2 separate regions of the Homo sapiens genome follow, and region 1 is linked to region 2. Evidence: chromatin contacts called from ENCODE Hi-C or POLR2A ChIA-PET data. All regions are on one chromosome and are shown on one strand. Each heading gives the region's core, a stretch centred on a gene start or an enhancer-like site at or near the end of the contact. The rest is flanking DNA. Distances are from core to core; before and after follow the strand shown. Region 1 holds the start of TMEM247 (transmembrane protein 247). Region 2 overlaps LOC105374584 (a long non-coding RNA gene).

Region 1 (2,700 bases), core at 30-2,529, 170 kb after region 2:
GGTGGGCGCCTGCTCCAGGCCCCATGGGACTTCAGCTCCAGGCCTCCCTCCTCCCAGTGCCCCGTTCCTTGTCACCCACCAGGCGGGGCGCCGCCTCTTGCTGCAGCTGCTCCATCACCACCTCGTGCTGCCGCTCCCGCTGCAGCTGCTCCATCACCACCTCGTGCTGCCGCTGCCGCTGGTTCTTCTCATGCAGGTACTTGAGCCGCGTGAGCTCGAACTCCATGCGCACCTTCTCCAGCTCCATCTCGGGATTGCGCTCAGTCCCAGGGGTCGGGGGCAGCTCTGCGGGTTTGGGTCCGTCGCCAGCCTGGCCTTTGGTAGCACGGCAGGACTTGGGGGACAGCGATTTAAGCGGCCCTTGGCAGCCTCCGTCCTCACAAGCTTCCATCTCTTCCAAGTAGTCATAGGAGGAGTCTGGCTTCTGGGACTCTGCCTCCTGGCGTAGGGGAAGCAGGGAGGGGAGGTACCTTGAAGAGTCAGGATGGGGCTGCCCCTGACCCCATGGAACTCCCGCAGCCCCAGGCCGCAGTGGACTGGGGTGTTTGAATTGTAAAGATCTAGGCTGAATTCTTATTAGAAGTGCTCTTACCGGGAGTTGTCAGGACCTGCGGGTCAAGGAGAGGGCAAACTAGCACAAAGTAATAGTGCCCTAAAGTTGCAAGTGGAGGCACTGGGAGTTGAGTAGATTGATGTCCATTTTTCTAGTGATTTTTCTGATCACCAAAGAGGCAACTTCCGGGCCCATCCTCAACTCTACCTGACTTTGAGGTCAGTTAGATGCCAGGTCTTCAGGAAGTTACAGAGGGAGAAAGAAACCCAGGGTCTGAATTGAGAGAACCTAAATATTTGGGGACCAGGAAGAGGGCTATGGTGGGGAGCCAGGTCCTATCCACCCAGCAAGGAAAGGACCCCAAGTGGGGAGGTAGATAGAGGAGACCAAACCCAGCTTCATATGACTTCACAATCTTATGGAGGGCTACCTGGTCCCTGGTGACAGCTGGTGCCAGTTACAGGGCTGGGGTACATGTCACCTGATGTTCTTGGCAGTTGTCTGGAAGCTCAAAGCATGTGTTCCTACAGTATTCTTGCTCCCCCTGACGGAATAGGCGGGGGTGGTGAGACACAGCAGCCCCCTTACCAGATAAGCCCTTGGCTTCCCTTCAGACTTGGAGTCACCAGGCACCATCTTGGGGAAGGTCGGGCAACTTTCTCCCGCACCCCGGGCTTCCATCATCTCCCTGTCCTCTGCTGCCATCCAGAAAACCAGAACGCTGCCAGGTGGGGTCACAAGACATCATTTGAGGTGCTGACATTTGGCCTCACCAGATTCCACAGCCTGGCCACCATCACAATCCCCTGTCGTCATCATAGCCTACATTCTACAAGTTGCTAGGGCCCCTTTGGTGGAGGGTGTGACACCTTTGAGGTAGTAACATGCTAACATTAAGAACTGCAGGATGGGCCTTTGCTGCCCATAAGGATGGCTTTGAAAACTAGAGTTCCAACTCATGCAACTCAGAATTCCACCATTTGAAATCCATTTCCTTGGGTTCCTTTTTTAAATGAAGATTGTGTTGGAAATGAGTCACAGCTCCACAAACCCTGTTATGGGCTAAACCAGGTCCCCCTCTCTTCCCAAAATTCATATGTTGAAGTATTAACTCCCAGCCCCCAGTACCTCAGAATGTGACCTTATTTGGAGACAGGGTCTTTATAGAGGTGATTAAGTGAAAGTGAGATCATTAGGGTGGGATCCTAATCCAGTATGACTGGTGTCCTTGTAAGAAGATGATGATGTGAAGACAAGGGAGAAAATGGCTATCTACAAACCAAGGAGACCGGCATTGTATTAGGGTTCTCCAAAGAAACATAAAATGACATTTATTACACAGAATTGGCTCATGCAATTATGGAGGCTGAGAAGTTTTATGATCTCCCATCTGCAAGCTGGTGTCCCTGGAAAGCGGGTGGTATAAATTCCAGTCTGAGCGCAAAGGCCTGAGAACCAGGAGCACTGATGGTGGAAGTCCCAGTCCAAGGTCAGGAGAAGACTGACGGATCACCTCATGTAGTCAGGCAATTGAATTGAGAGCACCAGTTCAACTGGCAGTCTGCCTTGTTCCATTTAGGCCCTCAGTGGAGTGGATGAATCCCACCCACATTGAGGAGGGCAGACTGCTTTACTCAGTCCACCAATTCAAATGTTAATCTCTTCCAGAAACACCCAGAAATAACATTTAATCAGAGATCTGGCCATCCAATGGCTCACTGACGTCAACATGTAAAATTAACCATCGTAGACCTGGAATAGATCTTTCTCTCCTAGCACTCAGAAGGAACCAACCCTGCTGGCACCTTGATCTCTGATGCTGACTCTCCAGGATTGCGAGAAAATAAATTTGTGTCATTTACGCCAACCAGTCTGTGGTTCTTGGTTACAGCAAACCTAGGACACTAATACAACCCATCATTCATACTTCCACGTGGGTAGAATGGAGGGCTGGGGAATGTATTTTGTCATCTTCCATTTTGTGAAAAAAGCAGCAAAACATCTTTGGTAGTTGAAAGCAGGATTGCAATATGGAAAGACAAAGGGCTGCATTTGAATTCCAGCTTCGCTACTCTCTCCGGCTGTGTGATCAAGGGAAAGTGTATTCATTTGTAAATGGGATAAAGATTTAGCCACTTCCCTACGTT
Region 2 (2,700 bases), core at 95-2,594:
TCTGCCTACGTTCTCTTCAGTGGGGACCCATTATGCACCCATTTCTCCTCTGGGGCTTCACTGAGGATGCAAAGAACATGTCTTTTCTGCTCCCAAGTCTCACAAAAACATCTGCAATTGTGTCACCTTCCCAGGGTGAAGTAGCACACAGGATCCAGAAACATCTCTGCCCTCTGTACCTTCCCATGAATTCACTTCCTCCCCCTAAGAAACTCTTTTCTACTCTTGTTATCTTTTCTTCCAAATATTTTATCTATGCCACATTTGTTTGTTTTTTCCTTCCCATAAGGGCAACTTCTGAATCCAAAAGCCAGGAACATACTTTTATTTCTCTGCCTCTTATTATCACATCTCATCTCTGAGATAAGGAGTACAAACCAGGCTAGCTGTCCAAATGAGGGGAAGGAAAAACGAGGTAAGGAATTGGCTAATATTATTCTGCTGATTAATATAGATTTCACGAATCTAGGGCCTGCAAGAAAGGAGGTCAGCCCCAAATGAAACCAAACACTGAGCAAAAAGTGAATTTTTCTAGAATAATTAAAATAGGACCCCCAGCATTGGTGCAGTTTTTCTACTGGCTGTTGGTATTTTCTGCAGTCGGGCATCCAGAGCTAAGTGCCTGGACTTCGGGCACAGTGCTGAATTAAAAGGATCTTTTCTAAAGATTGGGTGAACAATTAAAGCTCCATCAGTCGTATATAGAGGTGCTTCACAGCCTGTCAGACTTGGGTTTTGGAAGAGGAGGGATGGGAAGGGAAGAAAGGGAAAGCAACCTAAGTTTCTAGCTCCACAGTCTCTGCCCCAGCCAGATCCGAAGTCCCTTCATTCACTCATTTATCCTTTCATTCAAAAACCATTGAATTTCTATAGTGGGCTATATACAGGGAACAAGGAACTCTGTATTTTAGTCCTGGCAAATTCATCTAAGACTCTCTTTGAAAAAAAAAAAAAAAGACATGGTTTCTGGATTTAAGGCTCTCACAGTGTAGTTGGAGGAAGAGCCCATGCGAAGATAGGCAAAGTAGCAATTTCAAAGTTATGATGAGGAAAATGCAGGTTGTAGGTGACTGTGAGGCAGGACACCTAGCCAGTCCTTGAGAACTCAGAGAAGGGTTCCTGGATAGGCCAGAAAGATAAGTGGAAACTTGACAGAGGGAGTACCAGGGCTCTGGGGAAAGAGCAACCTTGAACAGGCTAGGCCACAGGCTAGACTGCCTCTTAAGTAGAAGAGGGCCCCAGGAGCAGCTGGTCTGGCTCTGAACCAGCCTCAGATTTCCAGCAGCAGTGATGACTCTGCATTTCAAACTTGGTGATTATGAACACACATTTTTCGGATTCAAAGGAGTTAGCTGCTACATGCCTGGGCAAGAAGATTCCATTTCCCTGTTTCTCAACTTGTGCTGTGTGAATCAGGAGCCTGTAGGAGGAACACGGGGGTGGAGGGTCCTTCACAATGAAAAGCCTCAAACTCTCTTCCCCCTCACATCTTGAAGAGAGAGTGGCAGCTGCCTTCGAAGAGCCTATATTCCAGGCAAAGATGAGTTTGTTGGCAAAACCATGTAGGAGGCACCAGAGTGCTAAATTAGAGCTTTTGCAAGCAATATATTTTTATCATTAAACTCTTGGCTAAAGCTCATTTGTTCCAAATGGGCTGCCTTAGAAAGTATGCTCACCTGAGTATGGGGTGAGGGCTTTGAAAATACAAGTTTGTTCCAAAAGATGCACAAAGAAACAAAATTAACATTTATTTTATAAAAGAAGGATAGTGTGAAAAGGGATACAGCTCTTTGGCTCACTAAATCATGAGATTAGACTATATTTCTCCTGCCACGAAGAGTGGAAAATTAACATCCTGTTTGAGGAACCTCAATCACATAACCTAAAGGCCAACTCCATGTCATGGAGACAAATCAGAGAACCGAATTTGAAGGAAGGCCCAAACATTGCAGATCCCACAGGAAATGATTACATACTATTATTCTTGAGTGAATGTAGTAATATAATCCTTGAGTAAATAATCAGAACAGACTAAGTGTATTTGCGTTAAACTGTAAACAATCATCTAGATCAAATTACTTAATATTTTAATCCATGAATGTAGAATAATACGTGCTTTAGCTTATGCCAATAGGACAATCCTTAGAGATGTCTGAGTTACTTCTGGCCATGAATTTAATCCACAAAGTGATTAAGAAATTAAGAAACAATAAAATAGCCTGGGAAAACAATGTATCACTACTGTGCAGCCACTAAGCTTCTGCATCAACCCGAGGATTTTCCACACATGCTCATCATTCCAGAACTAACTAAAACAGGGGTCAGGAAACTTTTTCTTGAAGGGCCAAGCAGTAAATATTTTAGGATTTGCAACTCTGCCATTGTACACAAAAGCAGCCATACACACTATGTGAATAAATGGCTATGGCTATGTTCCAATAAAACTTTATGTGCATAAATATGCAACTGGCCTGTGGACCACAGTTTGCTGACCCTTGATCTTGAACAATTGCATAGGTGTAGAAAGATGGTCCTTTTGGAGAAATTATGAGTTCTTTAGAGCTCCATGGCAGACCAATTTCTGTGGGGCTATATGGTGAGGGTGCATTAGTCCACTGGCCTGCAAACTGCACCCCCCTTTTTTTTTTTTTTTGAGACAGAGTCTTGCTCTGTCTCCCAGGCTGGAGTGCAGTGGTGCAA

Evidence for each region. Hi-C counts contacts between places; a loop is a spot of excess contacts on that map. ChIA-PET counts read pairs that join two places held with the same protein, here RNA polymerase II (POLR2A). Pooled maps may share reads with other maps.
Region 1: a map of chondrocyte shows a loop between it and region 2 (2.4-fold over the local background). The contact joins the promoter of TMEM247 here to the enhancer-like site in region 2. A Hi-C loop is called at or near these places in 2 of 168 maps with a recorded cell type or tissue (Caco-2 and chondrocyte) and 3 of 50 pooled maps. POLR2A ChIA-PET finds 5 or more read pairs at or near these places in 3 of 52 experiments (GM12878, OCI-LY7 and activated naive CD8-positive, alpha-beta T cell).

What each region holds. Positions count from the first base shown.
Region 1 is chr2:46,478,144-46,480,843 of GRCh38, reverse strand. TMEM247 (transmembrane protein 247) reads right to left here and starts at 1,279. Exons shown (of 3, transcript NM_001424184.1): 1 at 1,142-1,279; 2 at 80-439. The coding sequence starts at 1,258. RefSeq lists an enhancer at 2,376-2,700.
Region 2 is chr2:46,644,500-46,647,199 of GRCh38, reverse strand. All of the region lies in intron 1 of LOC105374584 (a long non-coding RNA gene), which reads right to left. Among named protein-coding and RNA genes, the nearest start is that of CRIPT, 29 kb to the right of the region's middle. Within about 2 kb of position 1,344, at least 16 of the 41 ENCODE cell types and tissues checked have a DNase peak (open chromatin) inside an H3K27ac peak, as active enhancers do.